Regions from separate parts of the Homo sapiens genome. Here region 2 is linked to region 1. A link is an interaction called in ENCODE POLR2A ChIA-PET data of the cell type or tissue named here. Cell type or tissue: GM12878. All regions are shown on one strand. Links, peaks and the distances in the headings refer to the core of each region. The heading gives the core; the rest is flanking DNA.

What was found. ChIA-PET counts read pairs that join two places held together with the same protein. Peaks named below come from ENCODE experiments on the same cell type or tissue, not always from the same donor. Only the 100,000 strongest peaks of a DNase experiment are listed, where the experiment ranks them.
Region 2: POLR2A ChIA-PET joins it to region 1 with 9 read pairs; 2 of 35 experiments call an interaction of 5 or more read pairs at or near these places.

The regions. Positions count from the first base shown.
Region 1 is chr5:179,909,334-179,919,545 of GRCh38, reverse strand. It overlaps a transcript of RNF130 not described here. Among named protein-coding and RNA genes, the nearest start is that of TBC1D9B, 6.5 kb to the right of the region's middle. RefSeq lists an enhancer at 1,554-2,471. In GM12878, for the core only: no CTCF peak of the experiment used is centred there; a DNase peak (open chromatin) is centred at 5,226.
Region 2 is chr5:179,685,289-179,697,096 of GRCh38, reverse strand. It overlaps a transcript of CANX not described here and the pseudogene HMGB3P22. Among named protein-coding and RNA genes, the nearest start is that of CANX, 7.8 kb to the left of the region's middle. In GM12878, for the core only: no CTCF peak of the experiment used is centred there; no DNase peak of the experiment used is centred there.

The DNA.
Region 1 (10,212 bases), core at 2,936-6,935:
GTGTGTATAGGGAGGTGGCACCTGGGAGCCCAGCCCAGCAGTGTCTCTGGGCACAGTGATTTCAGGGGGATGGCCAGCAGTTGTGAAAGACAGAATGATCTGGAATGTCTCATTGGGAAGACCAAACCCCCTTCTCGCTGCAGATACCAGATAAGCACCCATCTTCACTGTCCACTGTGCAGCCCAGTCCCCTCCAGCAGCCCCAGCACAGCATGAAGAAGGCACATGAGCACCGGCCGACAGGCTTACAGGACAGGGTGCAGTGGCCAGCATCCCAGGCATCAGGGACATGTGGGATCTTCCCACACACCTGGGATGACATCGAATTAACATGATGAGAAAATTGCATCTTACTGCTAATCCCAGTACAGAACCACTATGGGCAAATTTATAAAACTAATCTGCACACCCTCTTTGCAAAAGGACACACCTGAGTTGAGTCTGCCTCTCATTGGCATGAGCTTTGTGGGGGCGTGAGGCGCACAGACCCTTGCTGTGAGAACAGGAACCCCAGTCTCCACATGCCCAGGGTCAGATCCGACAGCAAACGAAGCAGATGCGTGAATCCCCTGCCCTGTTCTCACTGACTGTGGAATATACGTTTGAAGTGAACACTTGCCATTTTTCCACGTGCAGCTTCTCCTAAAGTGTCTTTTCTCCTAACGCGTCAATAACGCCTCAGACACAGGTGTGCCTGAAGGAAACCTGCAGAGCCCCGGATGGGGACAGGCTTCAGGAGCATTGTCAGAGAGCGGGCAGCGGCATTTCGTTTTCGCTCATTTGAGGCTAGAATGGTGCAGATTTTAAAGGTCTTAGCAGCTTTTGTGTTTTACCTTTTACCAAGGGCTTTGGGGGTTTTTTTGTTTTGTTTTTCTTTATGATAGTCTTCGTACTATAAAAATATTTTCAATGAGCAGCTTCAATATAGCATCGTTCAGAAAAGCAGGTTTCCCCATTGGGCTCTCAGAGAGAGGGTGAGTCTGCAGGAAGCTGGAGCCCATTTGCTGGAGGTTCCAGACACGCGTCTGCATTTGTATGTGTTTGACCCACCTGAAAGGTAGGAGAGCTCAGTTCGGATCATTGCCGTGTTGTCTATACCACCTCCTTGTTTTCCCAAACCAAAACGCAGATCCTGATGTAGCATTTTCTCCTGATTTGAGGTCTTACCAATGTGTATACGTTAAATTCCACTCAAGACAGTTTCTTTACTGAAAAGGTATGAAATTACGTGAGAAGAAGTACAAATTTCAGGCCCCTAGAATCTGTCTATTAATATAACATTTGAATTTCTGGGAAATCTGGGGCACACATTCACGGTAGAATAACAAGGAGGCATTGCTTGCAGGGGAGCGTACTCAGAACAGTGCTGTGGATCCTGGCTTGACACCCTTTTCTGGAAAATTGGGGTCACTCTCTGGCTCAGCTACAGAATGGCCTGTCTTTGTCAGGAGGGACACTAACTTCTCATTAAGGCCATGCTCTTCAGGAACAGAGAGGATGATTTGGTTTTTGGTTTCAGGTTTTTATTTTTATTTTTGTTTTGAGACAGTCTCACTCTGTCACCCAGGCTGAAGGGCAGTGGCGCAACCTTGGCTCACTGCAGCCTCCACCTCCTGGGCTCAAGTGATCCTCCCACCTCAGCCCACCGAGTAGCTGGCACCACAGGCACGTGCCACCACACCCAGCTAATTTTTGGATTTTCTGTAGAGATATGGGACTTTGCCATGTTGCCCAGGCTGGTCTTGAATTCCTGGGCTCAAGCAATCCACCCCCACCTCGGCCTCCCAAAGTTCCGGGATTCCAGTTGTGAGCCACCATGCCCAGCCAAGAATGGCATTTTTTTTTTAATCCCAAATAACAGCCTCTTTACTAGCTGCTATGCTGGGGGAAATCCCTGCTAAGTCGGGACCCTGGCAGGAAGTGGCCGGGGCTGCTTGTCCGGTGAGCATTGTGAAGACACACGTCGCCACATGGGCAGCGCTTCCCTGAGGCGCTTGGGGAGCAGTGTTCCGCCTGCTGCAGGTGTGATGGGGTGCAGAGAGTGAGTGCCTCCGTGGTTGCAAGTCTTGCCACCAGCAGCGGTTATTAGGAAATGTATGATAACCTCAGTCATTGTTGAGGGGGGAACTGTTTGAAGTAAGGAAGAGGCTGAGGAGTCAGCTATTTACACCACACATCCACCCCCCTGCCTCCAGTGGACTGCTGTGAGCTGGGCCTGTGCCCGGGTGAGGAGACCATGGGCCTGTGTGGCAGGATCAGCAAGTCTAGGGCCAGGGCAGCCATCAGCATCCTCTGGGAGTTGGTTGTGACTATTGAAATGCAAATGCTTCCGCTTTGGTGATTTTTTTTTTTTTTGAGACGGAGTCTTGCTCTGTCACCCAGGCTGGAGTGCAGTGGCGCGATCTTGGCTCACTGCAACTTCCGCCTCCCGGGTTCACACCATCCTCCTGCCTCAGCCTCCCGAGCAGCTGGGACTACAGGCACCTGCCACGACGCCCAGCTAATTTTTTGTATTTTTAGTAGAGATGGGGTTTTACTGTGTTAGCCAGGCTGGTCTCGATCTCCTGACCTCGTGATCCGCCTGCCTTGGCCTCCCAAAGTGCTGGGATTACAGGCATGAGCCACCACGCCTGGCCAAGCTTTGGTGACTTTTAACATCCTAAGGGAGGAGTAACCCCTCTTTCCTGTTAATCCAGAGGGAGGGGAGGGAAGGCCAGATAGCCAGGGCTTCCAGCGCAGGAGGCAGAGCTTGGCAGCCACTGATGGTGGTAAGCATGTCTGCCCAGGGCTGCCTGCCTCTGCCCTCCTCTTGGGAAGACAAGCTCTGCCCCCAGCTAAAAACTCCTCACAACCCTGATGAGCCTTGCTTTTGCAGAGAGGCCCCAGCTCCCCTGGTGGTCCTCAGGCCTGGCTGCGAGGCACATTCACGAGGCACTGCCTTGAGCACTGAGGTCTGGCACCTGCCGGCTTCCCTGATGCGGCAACAGCCCCAGCTGCCAGTGAGTCTGATGATATTTGGAAAAGTATTTTTAAAAACGAGATTACTGAATTTTACAAGCTTGACATTTTCTATTGGCTTTATAAGCTCTTCTCATGTTTTTATTACCCTCACATCCAATCCGTTCGAGCTACACGCTAAATCAAATTGGTATTTTATATTTTTATTTTTTTAGAGGCAGGATCTCGCTCTGTCACCCAGGCAGGAGTGCAGTGGCACAGTCATGGCTCGCTGCAGCCTTGACCTCGCCTCAGCCTCCCCAGTAGCTGGGACCACAGGCTCATGCCACGCACGCCCGGCTGAAGCTAGTTTTAACTGAAGAAAACTCAAAGTGTTCTCTCGCCGTTAACCTTTATTATTGAGGCATTGGCTCTGCTATAGGAAAACGAGGTGACGTTAATGTCGGTGGTTGACATTAACCACTGGCAAGTGACAGTGTGGCTCCTTGACAAGTGGTTGCTGCTCATAAATGTCATGAAACAAAAACACTGATTTTAGAGAAGTGGGATTCTACAGTTAATATCGCCAGCAAACTTTTATTAAGCTCTCACTCTGTGCCAAACACATGCTTGAAGTTGGGGTGAATCTGTGACCATTAAGATGTTGGCTGTTCATGGGCACGTTATCAAGCAACTGGGGTGTGAGAGCGAATGATAAGAGGGTGAATCTGGATGAGGAGGGACTTCCAGGGCACAGGTGGAGGAGAGGCATTGCAGCCATAGAGAGGCCCAAGGGAACAGTCAAGACAAGGCGGGGACAGTGGCCAGGAGGCGAGGGCAGCACTTCCTGGGCAGGGAAGGCTTGCCAGGGAGACCAGACTCCTGTCTCTGTTTGGAAAGAAAAGGAACCGCACTGGGGGTCAGGGAGGCTAGGCACGGCACCAGCCTGGGATGCCAGTCCCGCCTGAGGGGCCAAGGCAAAGGGGAAGCATTCACAGACCCCACACCAGGCTCTGACGCCAAGTGGAAGAAGAGGGAGATAGAAGCAGAAGCCTGGGCTTCCAGGCCTGGTTCCTGGGCGGGTGTTGATGGGACCCAGGGAGAGTCCTGTGGGGATACTTTGGGTCTGGGCTGGCAGGGGCTCTGGAAGGAGAGGCATGGAGGTGCGAACCTGGTGCCCAGGTGGAGGTGCAGTGGGGGTAAGGTGGCCAGGCTGCAGACCCCTGCATCAGAATGCCTGCGAAGCTGTGGGTTTTTTGTTTGTTTGTTTGTTTTATTTCGAGACAGGGTGTCACTCTGTCGCCCAGACTGGAGTGCAGTAGCGCCGTCTCGGCTCACTGCAAGCTCCGCCTCCCAGGATCAAGTGATTCTCCTGCCTCAGCCTCCCGAGTAGCTGGATTTACAGATGCATGCCACCACGCCCAGCTAATTTTTTGTATTTTTAGTAGAAACGAGGTTTCACCACGTTGGCCAGGCTGGTCTCAAACTCCTGACCTCAAATGATCCACCTGCCTCGTCCTCCCAAGTGCTGGAATTACAGGTGTGAGCCGCACCAGCCTGTTTTTTAATTTTATTTAGAGACAGGGTCTCACTCTGTTGCCCAGACTGGAGTGCAGTGGTGTAATCTTGGCTCACTGCAGCCTCAACTTCCAGCGCTAAAGCAATCCTCCCACCTCTGCCTCCCGAGTAACTGGGACTACACACGCATGCCACTACACCCAGGTAATTTTTAAAAATTTTTTTTAGAGACAGAGCTTCTCCATGTTGCCCAGGCTAGCCTCAAACTCCTGGGCTCCAGTGACCCTCCCGCCTTAGTGTCTCAAAGTGCTGGGATTACAGGTATGAGCCACCACGCCCGGTCAGAAGCTGTGTTTTTAAGTGGACATACCATCTTGTCCTGCTGAAGTATCTCCATGTAATCACAATATCTATGTCACCCAAATCTCCTCCTTCCTCCTCCCTCCCCCAAAACACCCCCACAGGCATGCATACCCTCCCATGCGCTGGAGGCAGAATCTCCCAAGGGGAGCTGGCCAGGAGAGGTGTCCCTGAGTTCAGATGGAGGTGGAAGCCAGAGTGGGGCTGGGACCACCCAGTGACATGAGGATGGGGCTTGGGATAAAGCCCTGGGGACACTGACATTTAAAGTGTGGACAGAAGGAGCTACTGAAGGCAATGGATTTAGAAAAGCAATTGAGTATGATTTCCTTCTTCAAGAAAGGCTGTCCAACTAGCTCTCACTTCCTCTCGTGTGTTCAGTGTCACCCGGAAGCAGAGTTTAATGTGACTAAAGTCAACATTGGCTCACACTGTCAGGGAGTGTGGGAAGATGAGTAAGGACTCATCGCAGGGCGATACCCACAGCTTAAAATAGGCACCTTCCCCTCCCAGGTCTGGTTAGGGCAGTTGTTACATATGAGGGGCGTGGAGTTTTGTCTTGTATTTTGGCCTTGTTGGTAAAGCATTCCAAAGCTTCGACACACCCTCCTTTCAGCCCATTAGGAAAGGCTGTTGATTGTAATATTCACACAGCTCCCTGGGCTATGGTTAAGAGCCTTGCAGAAGGACTGGGAGAAGCCCTGTGTGTTTGAAGTATTGTAGCATCAGAAAAAAACACCGGAAGAAGGCAGGTGGGGACAAGGTGCCTATGTCTGCTCCTTGGAATTCCTTTCCTTACTGTCCGAGGCAACTACAGGGAAAGCAAAGCGTGAGCCCCCAAATCCACACCTGGGAGGAACGTTCCCCTTTGCAAGGCATGGGACTGGCTGGCCCTGTGTCTCACGGGGGCTCTGAGTTTTGAGGTCACACTAGCCTCCTGAGGCCTGGCTGAGAGGGCTGGGTTGGGGGTCAGGAGGCCCCCTGTAGCCACGAAGCTCCTCTGGGGCATTGTTAAAGGTTCACCCTCTTTTTTGTGGGTATCCTGGAAGATCTCAAGAAACTGAGCTTGGAAGAAGAGAGGCTGAGAGGGTCTCCCGCCGCCTGCGTTCTCTGCAGCTATGGCCCCACAGCCTCCAGTGACCATGGAGGGGAAGGTGCCACCCGCCTTGGCTGCTGAAAGGGTGATGCTCTTATGCCTGAGTCTTGGCTCCTGTGGTCCTGCAGAGACCCTGTGGGGGCCGCCCGGTCGTCACCTGCACTCATCTTGGGTTTTCCTTCCTTTTCCACCCTAAGCTGAAGGTATTTTTTTCCTGTTTTCTTCACTCTAACTTGGGGAAGAAGGAAGATCCTTTATGGAAAAGAAAAAAAAAAAAGCACCTTTGAACGTCCTGCAACTTGAGTTTCAAGCTTTCAGAAGGATTCGGTGCTGCTGGCCTGCTCAGACCTCCGCCTGGGCTGTGGAGTTCCTCCTGTTGGCCCCTCCTCTCTGTACCACAAAAGCTCTAGGCGGCCCAGCCACCCCTGTGAAAGCGGCGCCCGTAGCCAGACGCCAAGGCTGCCGTCCCGAGCCGAGGGTGGCACCTTGCCCAGCGCACGTGCATTCTCCTGTGGGAACTCGGAGGGCATGTGGTGAGCAGTCTCCTGTCAGTTGAGGTGGAGGCTCCCGGCCCATCTTTGCTCTCCTCAGGCTGCCCAGCTCCTGGCGGCACATGGTGGCCTGGCAAAGCTGACTTGGCCTCCTCAGTTCCCCACCCATCCGCGGATCATCGCCTTCCCTAGCCACCTCTCTCTATAGCCACCGACATCTGCGGAGCGTCACAGACTGGTTCTGAGCTGTGGTTTACAAATTCAACCCAACACAGAGTGAATTCAAATTTGCTTTTGGAACAGCCTTTATCTCCAATTAAGTGCAAGTATATTTACACTATGTGATATTAAAGGACTTCTCCAATGACTGGGAGGTACTGAACCAAGATGTTTGTAAAGAAACGGTGGGGTGAGGTGGTTAGGTAGAATATACCGTCCTGGCCATTTCTCTTCCTTCAGGCGAGTAAGCGCTCCTTCAGCAGAAAGGCTGCGGATTGCTGGCTGTGCTCTGTGGACTGGGCCAGTAGGTGTGGCCCAGGTCCAGGTCCTGGCACCTCTGCTGAGTGCCCAGCCTGAGATGACACATGCCATCCTGGAGAGAAGCAGAGAGGGTGCTGTCTCCAGGCGTTCTCCAGACAGCCTGGGCCTGGCTTGCTGAGCCAGCTGCAGGAGGGGATCTCCTGACTGGGGCTTGGGACCAGATCTGCTGCAGAGAGGCAATAACTCTGTCTAAAAAGAAAACTTGTCCCGTGTGATTACAAAAACAGGAAAAGGCTCCAAGCTAGGAAATGAGATTTGAGGTATGGAGAACATTCTCACCTGATGGAAGCATCCTGTTCCTGTACAGGAGGAGGAGCTGGTGCAAGCCCTAGGCCACATATGTCACAGTTGTTTTGGACCCTCCGTAGCTTTTATACTCATAAAATATTAAAGTTGCCCCTTTCATATTTGGGTCATTGAAAGAGCCCACCGTACTCTAGGTTCCTGCTCACTATGCACAACATCTCAGAAGATGGCGTACAAAACTATTTTTCTAACTATAGCACAGGTAATGTGGGGGTGGGGAGGCTTGGGATATACCTAAATGTGGCAAATGATTTATCTTCCACCTTGAGGGATGAAAAGGAAACTATGCACTTGAATTTTAATTAAAATTTTAATTTAATTCATTGGATAGCTTGTGCCAGAAAGAACAGTCAATATTCAAGAAGCAAAACTGACGATTAGCTCAGTTTCGGGCCTCCCTGTCGGGGGAGTTTTCTTGTCTGGAACACAAACACCTACAAGTAGAGTGTGAGCTGGTTCTTGACAATCAGATCTCATCAACCCTTTGAAATGTTCTGGGCAGCACAGCTCCTTGGTCTGCATGGTTGGTGTAAGTATAATCAAGTAGTGAAATTGTATGGTATATACCTATATGCCAACAGTGTACACCCGTATGTGCAGAATTTGCTAATATAACCATTTCAATAAAAACCTATTGAAAAAGCTGATTTGACCACATGGAGTATTGTTGGTGGTGACGTGTATCACTGAGGACTCTCTTGGTTACAAATGACAGAAAACCCAGCCAAAACTGGCTAACACAAAAGGGGAATGTCATGGCTCCCAAAAGCCAAAATGCCCAGGGGTGCCTATGTCAGGCTTGGTGTGATTTCACCCTCAAATGCTGACACCAAGACACATGCCAACTTTGCTCCTCATTGGGAACCCCATCCCCAGGCTCAGGGTGGCAGTAGCTCCATCAACACAAGAGCCAGTCCCCAGGAGGTGGCCCAGGTCAGGACGGTATTTCCCTGGCCCAACTGACTTGGTTGGAGGCACATGGCCATCACCAGCCAGCCCCTGTGATCACAGATAGAATGCACCGATGGCCTCAGCTGGCATGGGCTCCACCTTCACAGCCCAGGAGTCCATGTGTCTTCACCTGACAGACAAGAGCTGAGCGTTCTAAGGCACGGTTCCCACTGCAGAAAAACAAACGACACTGCACAGACGGGAGAAGTGAATGCTGGGGGCAAAGGCAGCACGTGTCTGACACGTGTGGAAAAGCACTGGAGCCAGAGGCCGGGTGCAGTGGCTCACGCCTGTAATCCCAGCACTTTGGGAGGCCGAGGCGGGCAGATCACTTGAGGTCAGGATTTCGAGACCATCCTGGCTAACATGGTGAAACCTCCTCTCTACTAAAAATACTAAAATTAGCCAGGCATGGTGGCACGCACCTGTACTCCCAGCTACTTGGGAGGCTGAGGCAGGAGAATCGCTTGAACTTGGGAGGCAGAGGCTGCAGTGAGCCAGGATCATGCCACTGCACTCCAGCCTGGGCGACAGAGTGAGACTCCGTCTCAAAAATAAAAAAATAAAAAAATTTTTTAAATGGGCAAAGGACATTTCTCCAAATAGACATTTCTCCAGATAAAATATACAAATAACCCAAAAGCCCATCATCAGTCATCAGGGAAATGGAAATCCAAACCACAGCGAGATACCATTTCCCACCCTCTAGAAATGAGCATCAAAAAAAAAGAAAGACAATAACAAGTGTTGACAAGATATGGAAAAACTAGAACTCTTTTTTTTTTTTTTTTTTTTGAGACGGAGTCTCACTCTGCTGCCCAGGCTGAAGTTGCAGTGGCGTGATCTCGGCTCACTGCAACCTCCACCTCCCGGGTTCAAGCAATTCTCCTGCCTCAGCCTCCCGAGTAGCTGGGACAAGCATATGCCACCACGTCCGGCTAATTTTTGTATTTTTAGTAGAGACGGGGTTTCACCGTGTTAGCCAGGATGGTCTTGATCTCCTAACCTTGTGATCTGCCCACCTCGGCCTCCCAAAGTGCTGGGGTTACAGGCGTGAGCCGCCGCGCCCTGCCTAGAACTCTTACACCCAGCTGGTGGGCATGTGGAATGCTACAGCTGCTTTGGAGCGCAGTGTGGTCACTGCTTAAAAAGTTAAACATAGCTGTACCACATGACCCAACAATACCACTCCTCAATATATGCCCAAGAGAATTAAAAACACATATTCACACAAAGACTTGTACACATGTTCATGGCAGCATTATTTATAATAGACGAGGGGTAAACAATCCAAATGTCCATCCAAATGAATAAAATGCGGTGCATCCATACCGTGGGGTACTATTCAGCCATAAGGAGGAATGAAGCATCAATACGTGCTACAACGTGGGTGAACCTCGAACACATGATGGGAAGTGAAAGAAGACAGACACAAAAGACCACATATTGTAAGGTTCCATTTATATGAAGAAATGGCTAGAATGGGAAAAATGTATAGAGACAAAATAGATTGATGGTTGCCAGGGCAAAGCCGGGGGGAAGTGGGGAATGGCAGCTAATGGGTAAGGGGTTTCTTTTGACTTGATAAAAATGTTCTGGAATTAGTGATGATGGATGCCCAGCCTAGTGAATATACTAAAAACCACTACGTTTTGCACTTTAAAAGAGTGAACGTTACGGAATGTGACTTATATCTCAGAAAATCAAAAAGAAGTAAGCTTAGCACGCACATACTAAGTGATCGATAAATGTTTGTTCTTTTTCTTCTTATAAAAAACCATTCTCGAGGAGTGGTCTCCAGGTCAGCAGCATCAACATCACCTAGGAACGAGTTAGCAGTGCAAACACCCTGGGAGGGAGGGGGCAGCAACCTGTGTGGCTGTTTTTTGTTTTGTTTTGTTTTCAGATGGAGTCTTGCTATATTGCCCTGGCCGATTTTGAACTCCTGGCCTCAAGTGATCCTACCACCTCAGCCTCCCAAGTGGCTGGGACTACAGCAGCCTGTTTGAATCA
Region 2 (11,808 bases), core at 2,578-6,577, 220 kb after region 1:
AACAGAGTGAGAACCCGTCTCTAAATAAATAAATAATAAAAACAAACAGATGTTTTACATGGGCATCGTTTGTGCAGTCCAAAGCAATTACAATAGTAACATCAACCTGGATCACCATGACAGATATAATAATGAAAACATATTATACGAATTCCCAAAATGTGACAGAGACCAGAAGTGAGTACGTGCTGTTGGAAAAATGGTGCTTATAGACTTACTTGATGCAGGGTTGCCACATTCAATTTGTAAAAACACAGCATCTGTGAAAACCAATAAAAGGAAGTGCAGTAACAAGAGGTTTACAGCCTGTTTACATTCTGACATGGAGCAACAGTCAAGATTTAGTGTCATGTGAAAAAGCACAGAGAAAGGTGTGTTTCCTTTCATACTGAAAAGGGAGATGTATTCTCATACATGTAAGCTTGGCCAAACAAGCTTACTAGAAAGAAACACGAGAAACTGCTAGGAAAGGTTAATGCTGGAGAGGGGGCCTGAAACTCTAGAAGCAGAAATACTTTCTTGGCCAGGCACAGTGGCTCACGCCTGTAATGCCAGCACTTTGGGAGGCTGAGGCGGGCGGATTACCTGAGGTCAGGAGTTCAAGACCAGTATGGCCAACATGGTGAAACCCTATCTCTACTAAAAATACAAAAATTAGCCGGGCATACTGGTGCACACCTATAGTCCCAGATACTCGGGTGGCTGAGGCAGGACAATCGCTTGAACCCGGGAGGCAGAGGTTGCAGTGAGCCAAGATTGTGCCACTGCACTCTAGCTTGGGTGACAGAGCCAGACTCTGTCTCCAAAAAAAAAAAAAAAAAAAAAAAAAGAAATGACACTTTCTTTAAACATGCATATGATTTTTTCAACAAAGAATCAGGCCGGGTGAGGTAGCTCATGCCTCTAATTCAGCACTTTGGGAGGCGAAGGTGGGTGGATCACTTGAACCCAGGATTCAAGACCAGCCTGGGCAACATGACAAGACCCCATCTCTACAAAATATACAAAAATTAGCTTGGCATAGTGGCTTGAGCCTGTAGTCTCAGCTACTCAGGAGGCCGAGGTGGGAGGATTGTCTAAGGCCAAGAGGTCAAGGCTGCAGTGAGCCAAGATTGGGCCACTGTACCAGAGTAACACCCTGTCTAAAAAAATAAAAATAGGCCAGGCACAGTGGCTCACGCCTGTAATCCCAGCACTTTGGGAGGCCGAGGCGGGTGGATCATGAGGTCAGGAGATCGAGACCACGGTGAAACCCCATCTCTACTAAAAATACAAAAAATTAGCCGGGCGCAGTGGCGGGCGCCTGTAGTCCCAGCTACTCGGGAGGCTGAGGCAGGAGAATGGTGTGAACCCGGAAGGCGGAGCTTGCAGTGAGCGGAGATTGCGCCACAGCACTCCAGCCTGGGCGACAAAACGAGACTCCGTCTCAAAAAAAATAAAAATAAAAATAAATAAATAAATAAAAATAGGCCAGGCACAGTGGCTCACGCCTGTAATCCCAGCACTTTGGGAGGCCAAGGCGGGTGGATCACCTGAGGTCAGGAGTTCGAGACCAACCTGACCAACATGGAGAAGCCCTGTCTCTACTAAAAATACAAAATTAGCCGGGCATGGTGGCTAATGCCTGTAATCCCAGCTACTCGGGAGGCTGAGGCAAGAGAATCGCTTGAACCCAGGAAGCAGAGGATGCGGTGAGCTGAGATTGCGCCATTGCACTCCAGCCTGGGCAACAAGAGTGAAACTCCGCCTCAAACTCACGCCTGTAATCCTAGCACTTTGGGAAGCCGAGGCGGGTGGATCACGAGGTCAAGAGATCGAGACCATCCTGGCTAACACGGTGAAACCCCGTCTCTACTAAAAAAAACCACACACACAAAAAAATTAGCCGGGTGTGGGGCGGGTGCCTGTAGTCCCAGCTGCTGGGGAGGCTGGGGCAGGAGAATGGCGTGAACCCGGGAGGCGGAGCTTGCAGTGAGCTGAGATCGCGCCACTGCACTCCAGCCTGGGAGACAGAGCAAGATTCCGTCTCAAAAATAAATAAATAAATGAAAGAAATAAAAACTTAAAAAAGGAATAAATTTTAGCTTTAGCTTTTGTACTTTTTTCAAAATAGGCAGTATGTTTAAAAGAGTAAACAAAATTGTTGATCCATTTATCCTTCGTATCCAGCTTCTTCTCATAGCTTGTCTCTCCATCCTTCCCTCAAAGCCACCCTCATCCTTGCTCATGCCTACCTTTTGCTTGAAGGAGAAAGTGGGCACACAGAGAGAGGGAGCACTCACATTTTTATCCATTTACTTTTTTTTTTTTGACAGATAAACACTTTGTTTATTCATCCTCCTCCTCATCTCCTCCTCGTCTTCATCTTCCTCTTCCACCTTTTTCCAGGCAACTTTAGCAGGACGCTTTGAGCCATCAAACTTCCCTTTCGACTTAGAATCAGCAACATCCTTCTCGTACTTCTCCTTCAGCTTTGCCGTCTTAGTGATGTAAGGCTGCTTTTCACTGTCATTTAAGTTATTCCACATCTCACCCAGCTTTTTTGCCACATCTCCAATAGAGATGCCAGGGTTTGTGGATTTGATCTTGGGGCGGATTTCCGAAGAGAACAGGAAGAATCCAGATGGTGGCCTTTTGGGGGCACTAGGATCCTTCTTCTTCTTGCCTCCCTTAGCTGGTCCCTTCATTTCCCGATCACAGTGCACTTTATCCGTCTTTGCCATTTCATCAAATTTAGACTTCTCTTTCCCGGACATTGTCTTCCACCTTTCAGAGCACTTCTTGGAAAATTCTGCAAAATTGACAGGGTTTTTCTTTTTACATTCTTCTCTGCATGTCTGCACAAAGAAGACATAAGCAGACATCTTGCCCTTTGGTTTCTTGGGGTCACCTTTAGCCATCCTGGCTGTATTGTTCGCTCTCATTCCTTTTTTTTTTTTTTTTTTTTTTTTTGAGACGGAGTTTCTCTCTTGTTGCCCAGGCTGGAGTGCAATGGCAGGATCTCAGCTCACAGCAACCTCGGCCTCCCGGGTTCCAGCGCTTCTCCTGCCTCAGCCTCCTGAGTAGCTGGGATTACAGGCATAAGCCACCACGCCCGGCCCATTACTTTCTTAATAGTTAGGCTGGTAATGGTCATTTCTCTAAAGTTTCTCTATACTCATGCTAATCTGGCATTGTCAAAATGATGGACAAAGAAAAAGATATGTAACTATGTTAATTGAAGTTTATTTTATTACAGTGAAATTAAACTTTTTTTTTTTTTAAGACAAGTTACCGGCCAGGCTAGAGTACAGTGGCACAATCATGGCTCACTGCAGCCTCAAACTTCTGGGCTCAAGGGATCCTCTTGCCTCAGCCTCCCAAGTGGCTAAGACTATAGGCATGCACCACCATGCGTGGCTAGTTTTTATTTTTATTTTATTTTTTTGAGACAGATTCTCACTGTTGCCCAGGCTAGAGTACAGTGTACAATCTCGGCTCACTGCAACCTCTACCTCCCAGTTTAAGCGATTCTCCTGCCTCAGCCTCCAGAGTAGCTGGGACTACAGGCATGTGCCACCTCACCCGGCTAATTTCTCTATTTTTAGTAGAGATCGGGTTTCGCCATGTTGGCCAGGCTGGTCTCAAACTTCTAAGCTCAGGTGATCCACTTGCCTTGGCCTCCCAAAGTGCTGGGATTACAGGCCTGAGCCACCGTGCCCAGCCTAATTTTTATTTTTTGTAGAGATAGAGTCTCACTTTCTTGCCCAGGCTGGTCTCAAACTCCTGGGCTCAAGTGATCTCCCTGCCTCAGCCTTCCAAAGTGCTGATATTACAGGTGTGAACCACAGCACCTGGCCAACATTTTTCATGTTCATTAACCATATATATTTTTTTTCCTTTGTGAATTCTCTATTCATGTCGTTTGTCCATTTTTCCACTATAGGGTTTGTCTTTTTTTTTTTTTTTTTTGAGACGGAGTTTCACTTTGTTGCCCAGGCTGGAGTGCAGTGGCATGATCTCGGCTCACTGCAACCACCACCCTCCGAGTTCACATGATTCTCCTTCCTCAGCCTCCTGAGTAGCAGGGACTACAGGCGCCTGCCACTGTGCCCGGCTAATTTTTTGTATTTTTAGTAGAGATGGGGTTTCACCTTCTTGGCCAGGCTGGTCTTGAACTCCTGACCTCGTGATCCACCCGCCTTGGCCTCCCAAAGTGCTGGGATTACAGGCGTGAGCCACCACGCCCAGCCTAGGTTTTGTCTTTTTCATACTGGTTTGTAAGGAATCATTATGTACTATGTGCTCATGCGATGGCTCTTGCCAGTAATGCCAGCAATTTGGGAGGCCGAGGCAGGCAGATCACTTGAGCCCAGGAGTTTGAGACCAGCCTGGGCAACATGGCAAAACCCTATCTGTACAGAAAATAAAAAATTAGTGGCATATGCCTGAGTGCCAGCTACTCAGGAGGCTGAGGTAGGTGGATAGATTCAGCCCAGGAGGTTGAGGCTGCAGTGAGCCATGATCATGCCACTGCACTCCACTAGCCTGGGCAACAGAGCAAGACCCTGTCTCTAAAAAATAAAATAATTAGACAGGGGCTCTTTGTTGCTCAGGGGCTGCTCCAAGTGATCATCCTCCATTGGCCTCTGAAAGTGCTGGGATTACAGATGTGAACCACTGCTCCCAGACCTTTAAGAGCTTTTAAACCGGGGGCTCTTTTTGGTTATAAGGAACACAGATGGCCAGGCATAGCGGCTCATGCCTGTAATCCCAGCACTTTGGGAGACCGAGATGGGCAGATCATTTGAGGTCAGGAGTTCAAGACCAGCCTGGCCAACATGGTGAAACCCTGTCTCTACTAAAAATACAAAAATTAGCCGGGCATGGTGGTGCGTACCTGTAGTCCCAGCTACTTGGGAGGCTGAGGCAGGAGAATCACTTGAACCCAGGAGGCGGAGGTTGCAGTGAGCCGAGATCGCACCACTGCACTCCAGCCTGGGCAACAGAGCGAGACTTTGTCTCAAAAAAAAAAATAGGCCGGGCACGGTGGCTCACGCCTGTTATCCCAGCACTTTGGGAGGCTGAGGTGGGTGGATCATGAGGTCAGGAGATCGAGACTGTCCTGGCTAACATGGTGAAATCCCGTCTCTACTAAAAAATACAAAAAAAATTAGCCGGGCGTGGTGGCGGGTGCCTGTAGTCCCAGCTACTCGGGAGGCTGAGGCAGGAGAATGGCGTGAACCCGGGAGGCAGAGCTTGCAGTGAGCTGAGTTCGTGCCACTGCACTCCAGCCTGGGCGACAGAGCGAGACTCCGTCTCAAAAAATAAATAAATTAATTAAATAAAATAAATAATAAAGAAGAGAGATATAGTGAAACTACCTCAAGGAAAGTATATAGGGATGTCAAAGAGCCCAAGGAGAGGAAGAGAGTACTGCCTCGCCTCATGCTATCCCGAGCTGGGATTGCAGTGTAGTGGCTCTTCCTGTCTTCCAGAGCCAAATGACATCTGCTTCATTCTCCCTTTCATGATCAGGCAATTTGACTCATTTTTTTTTCTTTTTTTTCTTTGCAGAGATGGGATCTCCCTGTGTTGCCCAAGCTGGTCTCAAACTCCTGGGCTTAAAGGGATCCTCCCACCCTGACCTCACAAAATGCTGGGATTACAGGCATGAAGCACTGTGCCCGGCCCACTCACTTTTTTACTCAGCTTGGTCTGCCTGAAAAAACAATACACTGGCTAACATTTCAAAATATTAACCAGCCACACAGTGTTGTTTAAATGTATATAGGCCAGGCATGATGGCTCACACCTGTAATCCCAGCACTTTGGGAGGCTGAGGTGGGTGGATCACTCGAGGCCAGGAGTTCGAGACCAGCCTGGCCAACGAGGCGAAACCCCATCTCTACCAAAAATACAAAAATTAGCTGGGCATGGTGGTAGGCCCTGTAATCCCAGCTACTCGGGAGGCTGAGGCAGGAGAATTGCTTGAACCTGGGAGGCAGAAGTTGCCATGAGCCAAGATCATGCTGCTGCACTCCAGCCTGGGCAACAGAGTGAGCACAGTCTCAAAAAAATGAAGTAAAAAAATAATATATCAATGTCTATAAACATAAACCCACTATAAATTTATAGCTCATATCAATATAAAACCATGTTTATAATTTTACCTATAATACAAACCAAAAAGTCAAATTAACATTTATGTTACTTATTATTTTTTTTTTTGAGAGAGTCTCACTCTGTCGCCCAGGCTGGAATGCAGTGGCATGATCACGGCTCACTGCAAGCTCTGCCTCCTGGATTCAAGTGACTATCATGTCTCAGCCTCCCAAGTAGCTGGGATTACAGGCGCATGCCACCGCGCCCGGCTAATTTTTGTATTTTTAGTAGAGACGGCTTCCACCATGTAAGTCAGGCTGGTCTCCAACTCCTGACCTCGTGATCCACCTGCCTGAGCCTCCCAAAGTGCTGGGATTACAGGCGTGAGCCACTGGGCCCAGCCTTTTTTCAGATTTTTTTTTTTTTTTTTTTTTTTGAGATGAAGTCTCACTCTTGTCCCCCAGGCTGGAGTGCAGTGGCGCGATCTTGGCTCACTGCAACCTCCGCCTCCCAGGTTCAAGTGATTCTCCTGCCTCAGCCTCCCAAGTAGCTGGGATTACAGGTGCGTACCACCACACCTGGCTAATTTTTGTATTTTAAGTACAGACGGGGTTTCACCATGTTGGCCAGGCTGGTCTTGAACTCCTGACCTCAGGTGATCCACCCGCCTCGGCCTCCCAAAGTGCTGGGATTACAGGCGTGAGCCACTGCGCCTGGCCAACTTCTTTTTTAAAACTATATTAGCACAGAGAACACCATGTTGTTTCAGGGAAGGGCAAATGTCACTAACAGACTATCACAGAAGCCAGACTGAAATTTCCATGGGGAAAAACAAGATTTAGCTTCCTTGGTTTGGGGAATATTCCTCTTGGTTGCCAGAAGAGACCCACTGACATTCACACCCAGTGTGATTCACAGCCAGTGTGGTAGAAATGCTGGTGATGTGGAAAACTCTGAAAAATCTTCAGATGCTCTTCTCCTTTCCTTTCTGCCATCAGAATAAACCTTATGTCCTTCAATTCAGACCTGTTGGGACCCGGTAGCACACCCTTCCCTTCCTCACGGGCTCCAAACCTCATCTTTTCAGTGACATTGAGATGGGGATCCTCAAAGGAACCAGGAGCCATTTTTTAAATTGTGAATCTTTAAATTCTGAAGTCTTCATTAAATGTCCTCAAAATCAAGGTCTTCTTGTGAAAGGAGTTAACATCCATTTTAAGTGGGAATTATCCATCATCTCTCCTAACATTTCCTGTTCAAATAATCAAATAAAGACTTCCAGGAGTAGGCAAGAACTTAAAAAAGAAGAAGAAGAAAAAAAGAGGCCGGGTGTGGTGGCTCACGCCTGTAATCCCAACACTTTGGGAGGCCGAGGCGGGCGGATCAGCTGAAGTCAGGAGTTTGAGACCAGCCTGGCCAACACGGTGAAACCCTGTCTCTATTAAAAATACCAAAAAATTAGCCAAGCATTGTGGCGGACGCCTATAATCCCAGCTACTCAGGAGGCTGAGACAGGAGAATCGCTTGAACCCAGGAAGCAGAAGTTGCAGTGAGCCAAGATTGCGCCATTACACTCCCACCTGGGCAACAAGAGCAAAACTCTGTCTCAAAAAAAAAAAAAAAAAAAAAAAAACTTGTTGGGTTTTGTAGCTTTCTCTTTTTGGTAGGCCATGAAATAAGGGAAGTTGTGTACCATTCCTAGTGGTCATCTATGATCGGTCTGACGTATGTTTTCGTTGGTTTTTTGTTATTGTTGTTCTTGCTGTCGTTTTTGAGACAGCTCTGTCACCCAGACTGGACTGCTGTGGCACGATCTCTGCTCACTGCAACCTCTGCCTCCTGGGTTTAAGCGATTCTCAGCTTCCCAATTAGCTGGGATTATAGGCGCACACCACCATGCCCAGCTAATTTTTTATTTTTATTTTTAGTAGGGAGGGGGTTTCACCATGTTGGCTGGGCTGGTCTTGAACTCCTGACCTCAAGTGATCCACCCGCCTTGGCCTCCCAAAGTGCTGAGATTACAGGCATGAGCCACCACACCCGGCCTCTTTCTGTTGTTTTTTTGAGATAGTGTCTCACTCTGTTGTCCAGGCTGGAGTGCAGTGGTACGATCATGGCTCACTGCACCATCAAACTCCTGGCCTCAAGTTATCCTTTTGCCTCAGCCCCTGGAGCACTCTGGCTAATTTTCGTATTTTTAGTAGGGGTTTCACCATGTTGGCCAGCCTAGTTTCGATCTCCTGAGGTCAAGAGATCCACCTGCCTCAGCCTCCCAAAGTGCTGGGATTACAGGCATGAGCCATCATGTCTGGCCAAATATCATGATTGCTAATGAAAATTGACCTTAGGCGGCCGGGCGCAGTGGCTCACGCCTGTTATCCCAGCACTTTGGGAGGCTGAGGCAGGTGGATCACAAGGTCAGGAGATCGAGACCATCCTGGCTAACACGGTGAGACCCCGTCTCTACTAAAAATACAAAAAATGAGCTGCGCGTGGTGGTGGGCACCTATATTCCCAGCTAGTTGGCAGGCTAAGGCAGAAGAATGGCGTGAACCCGGGAGGCAGAGCTTGCAGTGAACCGAGATTGTGCCACTGCGCTCCAGCCTGGGCGACAGAGTGAGACTCCGTCTCAAAAAAAAAAAAAAAAAAAATTGACCTTAGGCCAGGCACCGTCGCTCACGCTCGTAATCCCAGCACTTTGGGAGGCTAAGCCAGGCGGATCCTGAGGTCAAGAGATCAAGACCATCCTGGCCAACATGGTGAAACCCTGTCTCTAAAAATACAAAAATTAGCTGGGTGTGGTGGCGCTAACCTGTAGTCCCAGCTACTCGGGAGGCTGAGGGAAGAGAATCGCTTGAACCCAGGAGGTGGAGGTTGCAGTGAGCCGAGATCGTGCCACTGCACTCCAGCCTGGCAACAGAGCGACACTCCATCTTAAAAAAAAAAAAAAAGAATACTGACTTTATTTATTTATTTTTGAGAGGGAGTCTTGCACCATTGCCCAAGCTGGAGTGCAGTGGCACTATCTTGGCTCACTGCAACGTCCACCTCCTGGGTTTAAGTGACTCTTCTGCTTCAGCCTCCCAAGTAGCTGGGACCACAGGTGTGCGCCACCACACCCAGCTAATTTTTTGTATTTTTAGTAGAGACAGGGTTTCACCATGTTGGCCAGGCTCATCTCAAACTCCTGCCCTCAAGTGATCTGCCTGCCTCAGTCTCCCAAATTGCTGAGATTACAGGCATGAGCCACCGTGCGTGGCTGAAAATTGACTTTAATAACATAGACATACTGTGGAGGGAGAAAGAATGAATATGAATCACTGGCTTGGTTAAAATATTCCTGGGCTCTGATTCCATGTCCATCAGACAACCTTCTGGGGGTTGATTTAAGCTCTTGAGTGTCTTCATGACAAGAAGAGAAAGCTTTCAACAGTGAGCATGAGGGTTTATTTGTGAACACTGACAATCAAATTCTAAAATTTATATGGAAATACAAAGGACCTAGAAAGCCAAAGCAATCTTAAAGAATATTATTGGAAGATTTACATTACTAGGTATCAACAGTATTGGTGCAACGATAAACAGACCAAGCACAAGAACACAGAGCACAGGCCGGGCGCGGTGGCTCACGCCTGTCATCCCAGCACTTTGGGAGGCCGAGGCGGGTGGATCACGAGGCCAGGAGATCGAGACCATCCTGACTAACACGGTGAAACCCCGTCTCTACTGCAAATACAAAAAAATTAGCCGGGCGTGTTGGCGCATGCCTGTAGTCCCAGCTATTTGGGAGGCTGGGGCAGGAGAATGGCCTGAACCCGGGAGGTGGAGGTCGCAGTGAGCCAAAATCATGCCACTGCACTCCAGCCTGGGTGACAGAGCGGTAGCCGGGCATGGTGGCATGTCTCAAAAAACAAACAAACAAACAAAAAAACTGCAGGCCGGGTGCAGTGGCTCATGCCTGTATTCCCAGACCTTTGGGAGGCCAAGGCAGACGGATTACCTGAGGTCAGGAGTTCAAGACCAGCCTGACCAATATGGCAAAACCCTGTCTCTACTAAAAATACAAAATTAGCCAGGCATGGTGGCAGGCACCTGTAGTCCCAGCTACTCAGGAGGCTGAGGCAGGAGAATTGCTTGAACCCTGGAGCCGGAAGTTGCAGTGGGCCGAGACTGTGCATTGCACCCCAACCTGGGCAACAAGAGCAAAGCTCTGTCTCAAAGAAACAAACAAACAAAAACTGCAATTTGAGCAGGCATGGTAGCTCACGCCTGTAATCCCAGTACTTTGGGAGGCTGAGGCAGGCACAACGCTTGAGCCCAGGAGTTCAAGCCCAGGAGTTTTGCAACATGGCAAAAGCCCATCTCCACTAAAAAATACAAAAGTTAGCAGGGTGTAGTGGTGCCTCCCTGCAGTCCCAGCTACATGGGAGGATCACCGGAGCCTGGGGAGGTCAAGGCTGTGGTGAGCCATGATCACACCACCAATAGACTCCAGCCTGGGCAACAGTGAGACCGTGTCTCAAAATAACAACAAGAAAAACTGCAATCATTAAGACAAACAGTCCAATTTTTAAAATAGGCAAAAAGACTTGAACCACTAAAAAAAAAAAAAGATGGCCGGGCTTGGTGGCTCACACCTGTAATCCCAGCACTTTGGGAGGCCGAGGCAGGCAGATCACTTGAAGTCAGGAGTTCAAGACCAGCCTGGCCAACATGGTGAAACCTCATCTCTACTAAAAATACAGAAATTGGCTGGGTGTGGTGGCGCGTGCCTGTAATCCCAGCTACGCAGGAGGCTGAGGCAGGAGAATTGCTTGAACTCGGGAGGTGGAGGTTGCAGTGAGCCAAGATTGAGCCATTGCACTCCAGCCTGGTGACAGAGCGAGACTCCGTCTCAAAAAAAAAAAAAAGACTTGAACAACCACTTCATCAAAATAGATAACAAATACCCACATGGAAAGATGCTTAATAGCATTGGCTGTTAGAGAAATGCAAATTAAAACCTCAATTTATTAAGGATGAGGCTGGGCACGATGACTCACGCCTGTAATCCCAGCATTCTGGGAGGTCGAGGCAGACAGATAACCTGAGGTCAGGAGTTTGAGACTAGCCTGGCAAACATGGTGAAACCCTGTCTCTACTAAAAATACAAACATTAGGCAGGGCGTGGTGGCTCACACCTATAATTCCAACACTTTGGGAGGCCAGGGCAGGTGGATCACCTGAAGTCTGGAGTTTGAGACCAGCCTTGCCAACATGGTGAAACCCCACCTCTACTAAAAATACAAAAATTAGCTGGGCGTGGTGGCAGCTGCCTGTAATCCCAGCTACTTGGGAGGCTGAGGCAGGAGTATCTCTTGAACCCAGCAGGCAGAGGTTTCAGTGAGCCGAGATCACGCCACTGCACTCCAGCCTGGGCAACAAGAGCGAAACTCCATCTCAAAAAAAAAAAAAAAAAAAAAAAAAGCTGGGCGCGGTGGCTCACGCCTGTAATCCCAGCACTTTGGGAGGCCGAGGTGGGCAGATCACCTGAGGTCAGGAGTTCAAGACCAGCCTGACCAACATAGAGAAACACCGTCTCTACTAAAAATACAAAATTAGCCAGGCATGGTGGCACATGCTTGTAATCCCAGCTACACGGGAGGCTGAGGTGGAGGTTGCAGTGAGCCAAGATTGCACCACTGCACTTCAGCCTGGGCAACAAGAGTGAAACTCCATCTCAAA